Regions from separate parts of the Homo sapiens genome. Here region 1 is linked to region 2. The links are chromatin loops, found by intact Hi-C in ENCODE. Cell type or tissue: endothelial cell of umbilical vein. All regions are shown on one strand.

Evidence for each region. Peaks named below come from ENCODE experiments on the same cell type or tissue, not always from the same donor. Only the 100,000 strongest peaks of a DNase experiment are listed, where the experiment ranks them.
Region 1: a loop joins it to region 2, with 2.5 times the contacts of the local background. A loop is called at or near these places in 2 of 110 quality-filtered maps.

The regions. Positions count from the first base shown.
Region 1 is chr1:218,309,076-218,317,075 of GRCh38, forward strand. All of the region lies in intron 4 of RRP15 (ribosomal RNA processing 15 homolog), which reads left to right. Among named protein-coding and RNA genes, the nearest start is that of RRP15, 28 kb to the left of the region's middle. In endothelial cell of umbilical vein, no CTCF peak of the experiment used is centred here; a DNase peak (open chromatin) is centred at 3,696; H3K27ac peaks cover 2,133 bases.
Region 2 is chr1:219,185,387-219,193,386 of GRCh38, forward strand. LYPLAL1 (lysophospholipase like 1) reads left to right here. Exons shown (of 5, transcript NM_138794.5): 3 at 7,696-7,865. Among named protein-coding and RNA genes, the nearest start is that of LYPLAL1, 16 kb to the left of the region's middle. In endothelial cell of umbilical vein, no CTCF peak of the experiment used is centred here; DNase peaks (open chromatin) are centred at 3,205 and 3,805; H3K27ac peaks cover 2,005 bases.

The DNA.
Region 1 (8,000 bases), 880 kb before region 2:
TTACCATTTGCACTTGCCCTTGACTTTCTTTTTTTCTACTTCAGTGATCACAGTATTTGTAAGTCTGGGACAAGGTCAAAAATTGCTTGAGACTTAAGCCAAAGTGATTTTGCTCTAAAAGTAATTTGTTTCTAGAACACCCTGCCCCATGCCATCAATACCCTGACATATTTCTTTCTTTTAAAAATGTGTGTTTTCATGTTGATTGCATATTTATGGAAAAACAGACTCCTTTTTAAAAATTTTGCTTGAGTTTGCATCTGAATAACTATGAAAGTACTACACTGTTTGAGATTGGATCAGTTACTGATATAAAGCATATTTCTTGGCTGGATGCGGTGGCTCATGCCTGTAATCCCAGCACTTTGGGAGGCCAAGGTGGGCGGATCACGAGGTCAGGAGTTCGAGACCAGCCTGGCCAACATGGTGAAACACTGTCTCTACTAAAAATACAAAAATTAACTGGGCATGGTGGCACCCACCTGTAATCCCAGCTAATCAGGAGGCTGAGGTGGGAGAATCTCTTGAACCCGGGAGGCAGAGGGTGCAGTGAGCCGAGATTGTGCCACTGCACTCCAGCCTGGGTGACAGAGAGAGACTCCATCTCAAAAAAAAAAAAAAAAAAAAAAAAAACATATTTATTAAGTGCCTGTTTCTACCAGGTGTTATCCTTGTTGTGTCCTTTAAAATCTTACAATTAAGATGGACAAATGACTTCAAGTAAATAAGTAAGCAAGATTAACTTGATAGTAGGCAAATTCTAAATTAGTATGTCAAGTACACGTTAACATTAGTTACACCAGCTCTAACAAGATGTACATTAAGTGGCTACCCCTGTGTGAAGGGAATTTCAGAGTAACGGTGTACTATTTATTTAGAGCATAGATCATTATATCTATGTATGTTACTTGAAATAGGTGAACTTTTAAGGTAGATCAAGGGAAGGCAGGGTGGCAAAGGTGAGCATAGATTTGATGTGCCAAAGTGCTATTCAGAAATGAATCATTGATGAGCTAAATAAAGGAAGAGATTAAGAAAGTAGAAAGTAATATTTGCCATTTTTTCTTATATTTAACCTTGTCCTAGCACCATAGCTATTGTACTCTTTCCTCATAGGTGTTCCTTCTCTCATCATAAAATGGAACAAAAGAAATCTTATTGTTTTCCCTTCCCTGGGCTGTAATGATATTCAGAGCACAGATTTTTAAATTCAATATTCCTAATATTGTGAAGTCTCTAAAATTGGAGGCCACCCACATATAAACTAGATTTCACTGGCAGCCATCTATCAGGATACCAATTTGGAAACACCTTCATTTTAATGACTTCAATTCTTTTTCCCAGTTATATGTGTTATTCAGTTTTGACATTAAAGTCTTATGTTCAATAATCAAAAGAGGCAGGAGTTTTATATTAAATATGGATAGAATTGTAATAATATAACATAGGTTATATACATTGAGCCCATTATAGTTAACCATACTTTAGGAGTGGTTTTGGTGTTTGGTTTTGTTTTCTCCTAATGTACACATGACTTGGGAATTTATTTTAAAGAACTTTTTTAAAAAATAATTGTTATAGAAATTTCATATTTCTTCAAGGTATAAGAAACAGACATTGTGATAAATGTTTTTTAACTGTGATAGGGCCCGAACAAGTCATTTTTCTTTTTCTTTCTTTCTTTTTTTTTTGAGACAAAGTCTTGCTCTGTTGCCCAGGCAGGAGTGCAGTGGAGCAATCTCAGCTCATTGCAACTTCCGCCTCCTGGGTTCAAGCGATTCTCCTGTCTCAGCCTCCCGAGTAGCTGGGATTACAGGCGTGCACCACCATGCCCAGCTAATTTTTGTATTTTTAGTAGAGACAGGGTTTCACCATGTTGATCAGGCTGGTCACGAACTCCTGACCTCAGGTGATCCGCCTGCCTCGGCCTCCCAAAGTGCTGGGATTACAGGCATGACCCACCATGCCCAGCCGAACAAGTCATTTTTCTTAGAGTCTTTTCTGCATTAGAATTTTATTATCAAAGCAATAGGAGCACAGTATGAAAACTGAATTTATGGTTAAATAAAATAACCACTGCCCTTTTCCATTCTTCTCTATACCTTGGCAACTCTTAGTACTTTCTTCTGGTATTTACCTCCATATCTTAAATAATATTTACACTATTTCTTTATCAGTACTAGATACTATCTTTCATGGAAGATAAAGTTGGTTTTCCTCACACCTCTCCACATTCTGTCCTTCCAACATAGTATATTAAAATTTCTTACACTAGATTGAATACTAGTATTCAATGTGAATATTGTTCACTGCTGAGCAAAATAATATACAATAATAATACTTACTTTCTTCAGCTTTGTTACAATTTTTATTTTTCCTGGAGTTATCACTTGCCTTTTTTTTCCTTTAGTTTTGTATATGCCAAAATCCTTCCATACTCTTCAAAAGAACTGTTAAGCCCTTCTCAGTAGTATATTTCTTGTGATCATCCTGCTGCTACTCTCTAAACTGGTTGTTCTTTACCTGCTGTGCACTGTCATTTTGCAACATTGCTTTATCCCCTTCCTGGGAATTCCATTTGCCTCTCGCCTCTCTCCTATGCAGTATCCTCTGTTTTTTCGGACTAAACGTCTTATTTTCTCTTGGCCTTCTCCTGCATTTTAGTGATGGCACAGTTTTCAGCTTTCTGGGAGAGAGTATAGGTGTCCTTATTTTTTATTGATATGTTGGCCCGATAGATGGCTTCCAATATTTGGAAAAGGGTTTTTGCAGATGCAGTTAAATTAATGATCTTGAGATGAAGGAGGTAATCTCGAATTATTCGGGTAGGCCCTAAGACCAGTGACAAGTGTTCTTAGACACATAGGAGAAATTTGACAGACAGAATCGGAGCAGGCAGTGTGACCATGGAGGAATAGGTGGGAGTGATGTGGCTGCAAGTCAAAGAATGCCAAGAAACACCAGAAGCTGGAGGAGACAGCAAGGGATGGGTTCTCCCCTGAAGCCCCAAGAGGGAGTGAGGCTTTGCCAGATATGGGCATCGGGCCTCCACAACTGTGAGAGAGTAAATTGCTATTGTTTTCAGCTACCTAGTTTGTAGCAATTTGTTATGGCAGCCACAGGAAACTAATAGAACATAGATGTCCATGTTGGAAAGTAATTTTCTCTCAGAAGTTTGAGAGAAATTTTTTCTTTCTTTCTTTTTTCTTTTTTTTTTTTTTAGCCATTGAGCGGTTCAGTGCTGCTCTGCTCGTTTTGATTCTTTTCTTTTTGGAACCTTTTAAGACCTTCTCTATCCCCGTTCTTAAAACATTTGTAGTGAATAATTGGTAGTCACTAATTTTATTTTATTTATATTTTTGTGAGATAGGGCTATGAAAAAAGATACTGTTAGTGGATGTGAGAAGACATAAAAAAAGAATGATTCTTAGCCAATAAATAGAACTTTGGGGTAAAATGTTGAATGTTAAATTCAGTGGAGATTTGGTTCTATGGAATGAATCAGATCACCACATATTTCATTTAGAAACAAGAAGAGGAACCTTCTTTGCCAAATTGTTTTAGTAGCTGTTCTGGGTGGTACATATATTGCTCACGAAATTAGAAAATCGTAAAGTTGGAAAAATTGTGATGTGGGGATAGTCATAGGAAATGTGACTCAGGAGGAAAGTACTTTAGAAGAATATAAGAAACTTAGCTTTGATTTTTAAAATGGCATGAAGTAAACATGGTAAGGGGGAAAAAGCCTGCCAGTTCTGTAATTTTTCAGATTCCTTATAGTTTTCTTTCCTGTTTTCTTCCATGGAAGTTGGAATGTAGGATGTTTGCTAATGAGTGGGGAGTTAGAAAAAGGGATTCTGAGGAAGTAGGTTGGCATTAGATTTGAAGTGTCCTATCTTGAGGAATCTGGACTTTATTCCTTACGCATTTGGAGGCCAATGCCATAAGGTAAGTGATCTGGTCAGATTTGATTTTTCTGTCTTTCTCTTTTGATTTATTTCAGCTTTTATTTTAGACTAAGGAGGTACATGTAGAGGTTTGTTACAAGAGTAATATTGTGCAGTGCTGAAGTTTGGGGAATGATTGAATCTGTTGCTCAGTTAGTGAAGATTTCATTATTTTTAAGGAAAAGAAAGGGCTGAAGGATGGTCAGAAGACCAATTAGTGGAAGACAATTGCCATAATTAAAGCAAGGGGAGAGAACGTGAACTAAGATTGTGTGGGGTAAATTGGGTTGGGGTGAAGGGAAAAGAAGAATCAGATTGGAGAGGCAATTTTAAGGTATAGATTGACTTGATTTGTGATTAACATGATGTAGAGGGATATGGGAGAGGGAGGATTTATTAATAACTCAGAGGTTTACAACTTGGGAGACTCAGAAATGGTGACAGCTTTCACCAAAATAGAGAATATAAAATATGGAACATGTCTGAGAGGTAAAGATTTTTGGAGGCAGTGACTGCTCCAGGTTATAATCAGAAATGAGAAGGATGACAGTAAAGATCAGGTTAACAGCAGCAGTGTGGCAGAAGCATTTGGTTAGTGCGGGAAATAGCATGGCCAGAAACAAGGAGGCAACCAGAATAGCAGAGTATGGTGAGGCCACCTGGGGCAGGCACTAATGAGTCCTGTATGTCTTAGTAGGGTTCCTGAATCTTTAAGAATGATTAACTTGTTTACTGAGTCAGGGAAGATGAATAGTCTATTTTAGAGAGTTTTCCACATGAATAAATGTAATATCTTCTAGGTTTAGATAACTAATTTTCAGTTATTTGGAAGGAATTCCCTAATCCAGAAGCTGTAATTCTTCGATCAAATACAGGAAGCATCATCCCAATTACATACCAACATGTGGCAAGGCATATTGACCAATATCTTGATGTTGACCCCGAGTGATTTTTATTTTATTTTATTTTATTTTATTTTATTTTATTTTATGTTTTGTTATTTTATTATTTTTAAAGAGATGGAATCTTGCTATGCTGCCCAGCCTGGTCTCGAACTCCTGGGTTCAAGTGATCCACCCACCTAGGCCTCCCAAAGTGCTGGGATTACAGGCATGAGCCACCATGCCTGGTGACCCTGAGTGATTTTTAAAAATATTACATTGTATTTAGAACACTGTTTAAGGAAGCAACAAAAACATATTTTTTAAGTAAAGTTTTATAAAAAAATTAAGCTTTAACTCTTAAAGGATTAATACCTCTGTTCCTCTATTCAAAACATGTTCTTATCTAGAGTGATTTGTTTCTCAGTATGTTAATCAAGATTTTATTAATGTAGAGGCATTAATTTTTTTTCTTAGCTTTCAAAGTTGTAATTATTCCTTTTAATGTTTTCTTGAAAAGCCAACTAAAATTCAATCAGATTTCTTGGAATGTAATTCTGTTACTCTAAAGGCCGACAGAAGCGGATGTGATGTTAAATCTGTGAGTCTCTAAGGAGAATATATTGGCTGCTCTTAGGAAAGCATTGGCTTTACTTGTACTCTTGAATTACAGACTTTCTACAAGGTTTTCATTTATTTGAAATTGCCAATATATCAATTTCAGGTTTTTTTTTAATAATGAAACTGAAATTATAATTTTATAGTAAGGGAAAATGCTAGCTGGTTTCTGTTAGAAAATGATTTTTTGGCGGGACATGGTGGCTCACATCTGTAATCTCAGCACTTTGGGAGGCCGAGGCAGGCTGATCACAAGGTCAGGAGATCGAAACCATCCTGGCCAACATGGTGAAACCCCGTCTCTACTAAAAAATACAAAAATTAGCCAGGCGTGGTGGTAGGGGCCTGTAATCCCAGCTACTTGGGAGGCTGAGGCAGGAGAATCGCTTGAACCTGGGAGATGGAGGTAGCAGTGTGCTGAGATTGCGCCACTGCACTCCAGCCTGGTGACAGAGAAAGGCTCCATCTCAAAAAAAAAAAAAAAAAAAGAAAGAAAGTGATTTCCTTAGTGATTGCTAGACAATAATTTTTAATAGAAGTCCCTAGGAAAAAGAGTTACTGGAAGAGTCCAGGTATTTATTTTTTCTGATTTTGTGGTATGAGCACTTTAAATGTCATACATAGAGGTAAGGTAGGGTACTCCTCTATTTCTCATTTATTTGTCATAAATGGCAACCTTGTAATTTCTTCATAGGTAAATAATTAGTGGTGAGAATGCTTTTGAAATACCTGGCTTCTTTGGTATCTTACAACTTAGACCCAGACTCCAAATTGCTATGTACTTTTAAAAATGTGCATTTCTTCTGGTTCTTAGATCTGCTGAATTCTTGCTTCTAAAGACAGAAGCCTAGGAAAGGAGGACTTCCTCACCCAGGTCCCTTGGTGGGCCTCTGGCTATTTTCATTATTTACTTTTGGTTTTTCTAAGGCAGGATCTCACTCTGTCGCCCAGGTGGGAGTGCAGTGTCACGATCTTGGCTTACTGCAACCTCTGCCTCCCAGGTTCAAGCAATTCTCATGCCCCAGCCTCTTGAGTAGCTGAGATTACAGGCGCATGCCACCGCACCTGGCTTTATTTTTTTATTATTTTATTTTTTTTTTTTTGTATTTTTAGTAGAGATGGGGTTTTACCATGTTGGCCAGGCTGGTCTCCTCGAACTCCTGGCCTCAAGTGATCCTCCGACCTGGGCCTCCCAAAGTGCTGGGATTACAGGCTTGAGCCACCGTGCCTGGCCAGGATTTAGCTTTTAAATCAAGTTGGGGTGTGGAAGGCAGGCAAGGAGGTAGAGAAAGATGCTGTCCTTAGATTGCCTCTGCATTGCAGGACAACAGTGTTTTACTCTCACGTAAAGCTCTCTAACAGGAATGTGTGGAATCCTAATTTTGTAAATAATTCAGCTTAATGTTTGTTTACTGAAAATGCCTAAATAGAGCTTAGGCAAAAGTGAGACTCCATGTTTGAAATGAGAACAAGCAGGATTATACATATTACTGTTGATGGGAATGGTTTTAAGCCAGTTTCCCATTGTATTTATGTCTTTTAAAATATGCTATTTAGTTTTCATGTAGGGTGGTTTCTGATTTGAACAACAGTTTTAATCAAAATGAACTTAGGTTTGGCAATATGGCACATGCAGCATTTTGACTTATGGAAAATATGGATATTAGTGAAGAATAAGAACTAGTTATTACAGAACTGCTGTAGAAATCTTTAGTTACTGTTAACTTAAAATTAATGGTGCCATACATCTTTTTGCCCCTATATGAATAAATGTGCTATTTGAAGTGGCTGCCTGTATTGGATTTTCTTTAGTGAGGCTGAGGCTTTAAAAAAAAATTATCCTGCACAGATGAGTCTATGCATTTGACTTTTAAAAATGCATTATATTAAGACATCAGTCTTACATGTTAGCACCTATAATGCATTTTTAAAAGTCAGAATAATATTTTATTGCATCTTGGTAAAAATTACCATTTTTGAGTAGTAGGCAGTTGAGACCATTTGTGGGGATATATAACACATAGTACTAAAGCCACAGATTCTAGAACCAGACTGCCTGAGTTCAAAATGCCTGTTATATATAGTAGTAATAACAGTCCCTACCTCATAGGGATGTTGTGAGAGTCAATTAAGTTAATATACATAAAGCACTTAGAATGATGCTTAACACATAGTAAGTGCTGTATAAATGTTTGCAATAATTTTTATTTTCCATTGCATGCCATCAAAACGAGTTCCCTATATTGGTGCTTATTTTTTCTCTAAAAATTGTAGTCAAAGATGAATTCCAAAGTTGGAAACCAATTTGAAGGGGAACTCTTACTACTTTTTATCTGAATTATTGAATAATCCAAAAACCTTCCAATAATTTGATTAAAATTATGTTTAGATTTGGATATTCTCACTCACGTTAGGTGTGATGGCTCTAGTAATGCATAATTCTTAGAAAATATAAAACTAGATTTGAAGGAACTAGAAATGTGTCCACTTTCTCTTGTTCCCCATTTCCACTTATGGTTGAACTAACTGTATTACTTACAAGAATTTACTTATT
Region 2 (8,000 bases):
ATATTTATTCTTATGTTTCTTATTTTCTTCTATTTACATTAAATCTATACATTTCTCACTAATCATTACTGTAGCTAAGTTCCACTAATTTTTTTCTTTCTTTTTATTTATGTTGAAATGTTTTCAAATCTAAATGGTCCCATTGCTGTACTTGTATAACAGACCACCCCAAATAATAATAGTTTTGTTATGTTCACAAATTTTGTGGGCTAAGAATTCAGAAGGGGGATGGTGGTTATGACTTGATCTGGGGCCTCTCCTATGGGAAAACTTGAAGATTGGTAATGACTCGTCGTGTGATTGCCAGGAACTGGAATCATCTGAAGGCTCACTCACATATATGGCATAATGCTGGATATTAACTGGGACCTGCCTTTGGTCTTATTACCGTAACACCTATGTGAGACCTCACCATGTAGTATCTTGGCAGCATGGAGGCTGGATTCCAAGAGCAAAAGTGTCTAAAGAGAACCAGACCTAAAGACTTAGTGTTAACAGTAACATAGTACTCTTCCCTCATTAGTTAAAAGACTGCTTAGAATCAAGCAGAGAAAACACAGACTTCTGTTTCTTAATGAGGTGTCAGACAGAGTTACACTGTAAGAAGGGCATGTGGGATGGAAGGTATTTTTCTGGCCAGTTATGGAAAATTTAGTTCTGGGACCTATATAACCCCATGGGACCTAAATAACCCATAAGTTCTGGGTCCTAAATAACCCATGAGTTATTTAGAAACATGTTGTTTCCAGATATTTGGAGCTATTCTAGATATTCTTATTACTGTTGATATCTAGTTTCATTTCATTATTATTAGAGAAAATATCCTGTATGATTTTCTTCTTTTGATATTCATTGGGACCTTTTTATGGCTTTGCATATGGTCTATCTTGGTGACTGTTACTGTGCATTTCTGCGTGTCACGTTCTATAAATGTTAATGGTTCAAGGTATTTGAAAGCATTACACAAATTCTGTATATGCTTAGTGATTATTTTTCTAAGTTGTTCTATTAGTTGCCAAGGGATGGGTATTAAAATCTCTAGCTATGATTGTAGATTGGTCTGTTTCTCCCTTTAGTTCTGTCAGTTTTCTCTTTATGTATTTTTAGGCTATATTATTAGGTGCATATTCATGTAGTAATATTGTCTTTTTTATGGCTACTTTTATCTATAAAATGTTCCTTTTTAATTTGTGGTAATACTCTGAAGTGTACTGTGTTTAATAAAAATATAGTATATCTCAGCTTCCCTATGCTTATTGTTTACATGGCACTTCATTTTTCATCCTTTTACTTTCTTTTGATTAGAGCTGTATGGTATGTCTTTTTCCATTCTTTTGCTTTTAACCTACCTATATCATTGTATTTAAAGTGGATTTCTTATAGACAACACGTAGTTGGGCTTTGTTTTCATCTTTAACCAAACTGATAATTTGTCTTCTAAGTGATTTGTTTAAGCAATTTACATTTAATGTAACAATTAATATGCTTGAATTTAGGTCTACTGCTTTTCATTCCTCTGTTTCCCTTTCACACTTTCTATTGAATTATTCGTTTTTTAATACACCATTTTACTTTATTTTTTTTCTGATTGCCATAGGGATTATGATATACATAGCAAAGCTTTTTTACCTACTTAGAGTTCTTTGTTGTTTTTTTTTTCCTTGTAACTATATAGGTCCCTTTATCCCCATCTTGTGTATGTTATAGTTTTCATATGTATTTTGTCTGCATACATTGAAAACTGTATCAAACAAGGTTATAATTTTTGTTTTCAACAGTCAACCATATTTTAAACAGCTTAAGAGGAGAACAATAGTTTATTGTATATACTCAGTTGTGGTCTATTACAGCATATAAGTGTGTTTTGATTAAATTGTGAATTACCATTTTGATTATAAGGTATCCCTTTTCCTCAACTGTATTTAATAGATGTTTTAAATCAGCTAAGGTAGGGGCATAGTCAGTAAAAGTCAGCAATTAGTTTGCTGTGTTGATTTAGATGGAAAATACTGCTTTTTTTTTTCACTGTGGTAATTTGGACTCTTTAAATGAAGTGCCCAATAAAGATTTTTATTTCTATAACATGCTTTAGCTATATTTACAATTAGAGATTTTCTTAGTTTGTGTTTATTATTAGAATTTCCATTTAAAAATAATTTTTAACAAGCCATTTATGATTTATATGATAATATAGTTTCTTTTGGTGTTTTAAAAAATTCTAAAAGTAATAAGATTTGCATAGTGCCTATACTTTTAGATTCACTGTTTTTCCACACAAAGTCCATGTTTGTATTTTTCAGTAAATATGTATTCTAAAATAAACTAGGCACTTTTTATTTAGGCATAGTAAACCATGAATTCCTCTTTACTCCATCACTTAGAATTCCTATCTGAAGCATGATAGTAGGAGAGCCCTCTCCTGATAACAGTATATCTGTACTACAAGTATGCTAGTAAGGAACCCTACTAAAAACAGCTATTTTGAAGAAATAATGTACTTCTTTGGTAAGTATTAGGTATGTTTAAATAGGTACTAGTATGGAAAAGTTTTCTTAGATATGATTTTTTAAAAAAGAAACAAAAATGGACTGTTTTCTACAAATCACAGTGTAGATTTTATAAGAGTTAAAGTCAAAATATATTTGGAGCAAAAATAAAATAATTTTAGACATTGTTATTTCTGGCTGGCACAAATTATTCCCAAGTGGCACAAATGATTACTGAAATTTATTCAGCAAATATTTAGCATCTATTCTATGTCAGGCTTTGTTCTTAGCACTGGGTATGTATCTGTGGAAAGAATGAAGTCCCTGCTCTCAATGAGCTCATGTAGAGACAGAAAATAAAAGGGAAATTAAATGTAATAATTTCAAATAGTGATAAATGGTATTAAGACTGGGGATAGAGAGTATATGTGTGTGTTGCAGGGTAAAAGGGAGGTATACTTTCAGTTGGAGAGTCAAAGAAGCTCCCCTGAGAAGGTGACACTTGAGCTGAGACCTAAATGAACAGTCGGAGCCCACCATGCAGAAATGTTGCAAAGAGCCCTCTAAGTAGTGGGGATATCAGATGCAAAGCCACTCAACTAATAATAAGCTCGTACTATTTGAAGAAAAGGAAGTGACAAATGTGACTGGAACCTAGTGAAGGGTGGGAGAGAGAAGTGGTATGAAATGAGGATAAAGAGGAAGACTGGTGCCAATTTGTTAACTTAAAGGTTATGAATGAACTTTCGATTTTATGACTTTAAGGCAACACAGATCAAAAACAACTTGGTATCAAGCTGAATGTCAACTTTTTTTTTTTTTTAACCTTGGACATTTTATTCTAGCTTAATATTTTACCAATGTGTAATGGGTTGGTTGATTGATTAACTTAGGAACCACACAGATGTTCTTTGCCAAACATATTTATTTATTGTGGTAATGTCTGAGGAGTTTTATACCAGCTAATAAAGTGATTTATTTGAGGAAGAAGGTGAATGAGTATAACATATGTGATAGTTTTTAGCTGTTTAAAAAACAAACTTTTATATTTTATTTAAATGTTATTCTAACATTTTAGGAGATTTATACATTCTTGTTTATGCTTTCTTAGCAAGAAAGTTCTAAATTATTTTTGTCTCGTTAAATTTTCTCAATTACTCCATTTGAACAGAATTTTAATTTTCTTAGCTACCACATTAGTAACATACTTACATTGGGATTCTACTTCTGCTGAGCATCTATCTCTAATTAAGGCATTGTCAAAGAAAAAAGTTAAGTGAATGCCACTTTTTTCCATTAATGGCTGAGTTCCCAGAATGATTCACATTTTAGCCTATGATATCATCCTTATTTAAGTATTTAGACAGACAAATAAACACAGAAATAGCAGAGTAAAATGAAAAGGGAAGTAGAACAATTCAGAAGGGTAATAGGCTCATTTGAATTTTAAAGTGAGTGTTGTATTTTTGATATTTTGATTTAGAACTTCACTGTGATTTTAGTGACAGTTTGACTACAATTTGAGGTTTCATTTTGTCTGACAATGACTATTTGGAAAGCACCTACTCTCATTTTCAGAGTAATGAAAATGAGTAACTCAAAACTAGTTAAGAAGCTAGTTTTGAGAAGGGATTCTGGGAGGAGGAAGGTTTGAATGCTTTCTGCCTTCTCTCCCCTTCTGATTCTAATTTATCTACCTTTCTAGAGCCACACAGCTTCTGGGGTCAGAAGGCATATGGGGTTGTGAGATAATTTATGCTTATTGGAGTCCTAGTATAGAGGTGGTGCAAGATTTTATCTTTTCTGCAGCAGTTGAAAGCCTGGATAAAGAGCAATGAAGGAAAAGCTCAGTCTGCAAAAATCTGCCCTCCTCATAGGTTTATGTCATAAAATGTAATTCTCAGACAATAATGCAATATTAATTAGAATTCCAAAAGGATTTTTTAAGGATAATTATTTGAAAATAGTTTCAAGTTTACTAAATTTTTTGATAAATTTATTGGATAATCAAGAACAATAGATGCCTGAGAATAGCTAGGACAAGTATGAAAACACAGACTAGAGTAATGATAGGAGAGGGGAACTTACCTTACACAACTTCAAAATATGCTCTAAAACCACTATAATATGATTAACGTTATATACTAACTTAATAATTAACTTAATAGATACTAAATAGAAACTAACTTAATAGATAAAGAGATTAGTGGAACAAAATAGAGCCTTTCTCAACTAAAGCTCTTCAGCTGAATCACAAGACATAGAAAATTATTTGAGTGACTGTTCCCCCGCCCACTGCATGTATGATATAGAACGAGCACCATTCTAGATGTATTAGAGGGAAGTCAGTTCATTATATATAGCATATGTCTTACAGAAATCAGGGTTAGAGAGACTAGATAATGCAGAACTATAAAATATATGGCAAAGATAAAATTTCACTGTTTGCTGAGAAGGGTGTCTTCCTCCTTTCCTCCCTTTCTCTCTCCTTCTTTTAATAGCACAAGCACAATTGACTATCATATGGGATAAAATGAATTTGAATCCTTAGGTTACTCCATGTATGAAATTCCCCCAAAATTCAAGGCTTAGGTGTAAAAATGAAAACAAAAGTCTTAAAAGAAAATCTGGGCTACTATATATAAAAAATGTATGGATTGGCAGGAGCTTCTTAAGCAAATCTAGAGACCCAGAAATTTAAATTTTTTTTTAAAAAGACATTATATCAAATGTAGAGTCTTTTGTCCAGTAAAAAAAAAAAAAAAAAAAACCCTTAAGTACATAATAACGTAATATCAATATTCAAAATAGACTTGGAAGAAAATACCTGAAATATATGCAACAAATATTTGTCAATAATAGACAAAGTACTCTTTTAAACAAGAAAAAAATTGAAATGACAATAGGAAAAAATAATAGCAAATGACATCAGTCAGCAATTCCACTTATGTGGAGTTTTAGAACAGGCAAAAGAAATCAATGTTGATAGTCTCACTCAGTAGTTGCTTGGGAAGGTTACGGGAGTTGCTCGTGAAGGGGCATGATGGAATTTTCCAAGGAAAAGGAATGTTCTGTATCATTGTGGAGATGGTGGTTGCATTGTAAAAAGTAATTGAACTATACACCTAAAATGTGTGTAGTTCAATATAGTTTATATATGTAAATTATACCTCAATAAAGTTGGTTTTAAAACTTCAATTGATACTCTTAAATGGTAACATTTTAATGTATGTCAGCACCTACTGCTATTACTGCTGTGGGCAAAAGGATATTTTCCTACCTTTCCTGTAGAAAGGTAAATTTTTACAACTTTTATGGAAGCAACTTTGAGACATCTATTAAGACAAAAATTGTACCTTTTAATCCAACCTGTTTCTTGACTCTTTTCCATAGGAATAAAAGTTCCAGTAGATAAAAACACGTATGCATATGTTTAATGAAGCATATTTCTTAGTGGCTAAAAGCTGGGTACCAAATTAATTCCCATTATTAGGGGAATGGCTGATTAAATTGCAGAATATGCTTATCATAGGATATAATATAGCCATTAAAAGGGTAAGTTAGAACTGTAACTGATGAAAGGATTTCCATGAGATATTGTTGAAGGAAAAAAGCATGATGCACATAATAGAATCAGATAGACTACTTTATTTTTGAAAAGAAATAGTGTGCCAAGAAATAGCCTGTAAATATGCATATTTTAATTTATAAGAATAACATTGAAGGATATATTTCAGATCATTTACACAGTTTACCGAATGTAAAGGACAAGATGTGTGAGGGAGTTGGAGAGAAGAGGAGGAATGTAGAGATGGGTAAAAAATGAATAAGATTGACATGAAAAACATCTAAACAATGTATATATATATAATCTCATATTTAAAAAATTTTATGTATCTGCATAAACTTAGGGAAAACATTTAAGTTTTTATGTACTGACTTTCAGAGGTATTCATCATATCCATTTAAATTTTAGAAAATGTGTTACAAAGTAATGTTTATATGATTCTATTTGAGTAAATAAAAGATCCCCGTATATGAATTTTTGTTAAATTTTAGTCAGTTCAACTTTCTTGTTTCCAGGTTTTTTTTTTAGTTTCTCTGAGAAACTTTCCAAATATAACCTTGACGTTCAAGCCCCTTAAGTGGATGTCCATTTATTTTGGGGTGGTATGATCAATATTGAAAAATGGTGTAATTTTGTTCCCTTCCAGCACCACCCACTGGTCCTAAAGATTGTATGCATCCCAAGGCCAATGACAATTGAATATTTCTAGCTCCTTGAATATGCTGAGGTTCTACTTGGGTTTTTCACTAGAGAAGAAGTACAAAAGCATGTTCAGGTCTCACCTGTTGTCTTTTAGCCGTCTATTTTTGTTTTTCAATTTAGCTGCACATTTCATGCTTTTACTTTACTAACTTTGGTGGGTGACAGTATACAGCTAAATTTGAGATGGCAAAGTAGAGGAGGTATTGGTGTGGAAAGAATCCTGTGTCTGGGTTCATCAAAGGGAAATATTACTTGTCATTGGTTTAGAGTTCTTTCAAATTACTATAGGCACTTTTGTCACTGGCTATGTTTTCTTTGCCACTCTGTTTCTCATCATTACGTGAGGAGAAAGCAGGGCATGCCAAGGGATAAGGATTATCTTCTGTGCAACTCTTCCGTTTTTCATATTTGGAAAACATTTGTTCTCTGTGTTTATCTAATATAGCCCCCATCCCTCTCTGTGTTTGCCCACAGAAATCTCTAAGGTTTTTTTTTGTTCCCCTTTCATTTACATCTACCAACATAATACTTGAATACAGGACCCCCTTTACTCCATTACAGTTTGGAATATCTTGATGGTGTGTGTGCCTGTGCACGTATGTGTGTGTATTTTTTTTAACCAACATAGTATCCCAGAGCATGAATATACAATGAATGGATTAAGATTCACTGGTACTGTAACTGTTCTCCCTCTTAAAAGATGGAGGGAGTAGGTAAAGAGGATATGAACTGGCATTAGTAGATTTTAATGGATTAGATACAAGTATGGGATAGTTAATACAATATACATGAGAGTAGTTTTAATATGCATTTAACTTATAAAACTTAGAAGAAATTGAAATCATTTATTCAAAACACTATTATTTTGGTAATTAAAGCATCCATTTTCATATTCCCTTTTCCTTTCTTTTTTTTTGGGGGGGGGCGGTTGTTAAACAGATCATATACTCCTATGAAAGGAGGAATCTCCAATGTATGGTTTGACAGATTTAAAATAACCAATGACTGCCCAGAACACCTTGAATCAATTGATGTCATGTGTCAAGTGCTTACTGATTTGATTGATGAAGAAGTAAAAAGTGGCATCAAGAAGAACAGGATATTAATAGGTAAGACCTTTAAATGTTGGTAATTTATCACTGTTCACTTTTGTCTAATTCTATACATCAAATCTTACTTGGAACATTATTTAGAAGCACTTGTATATCATTCGATGCATTCATAGTTTCAGATAAACTTTACAT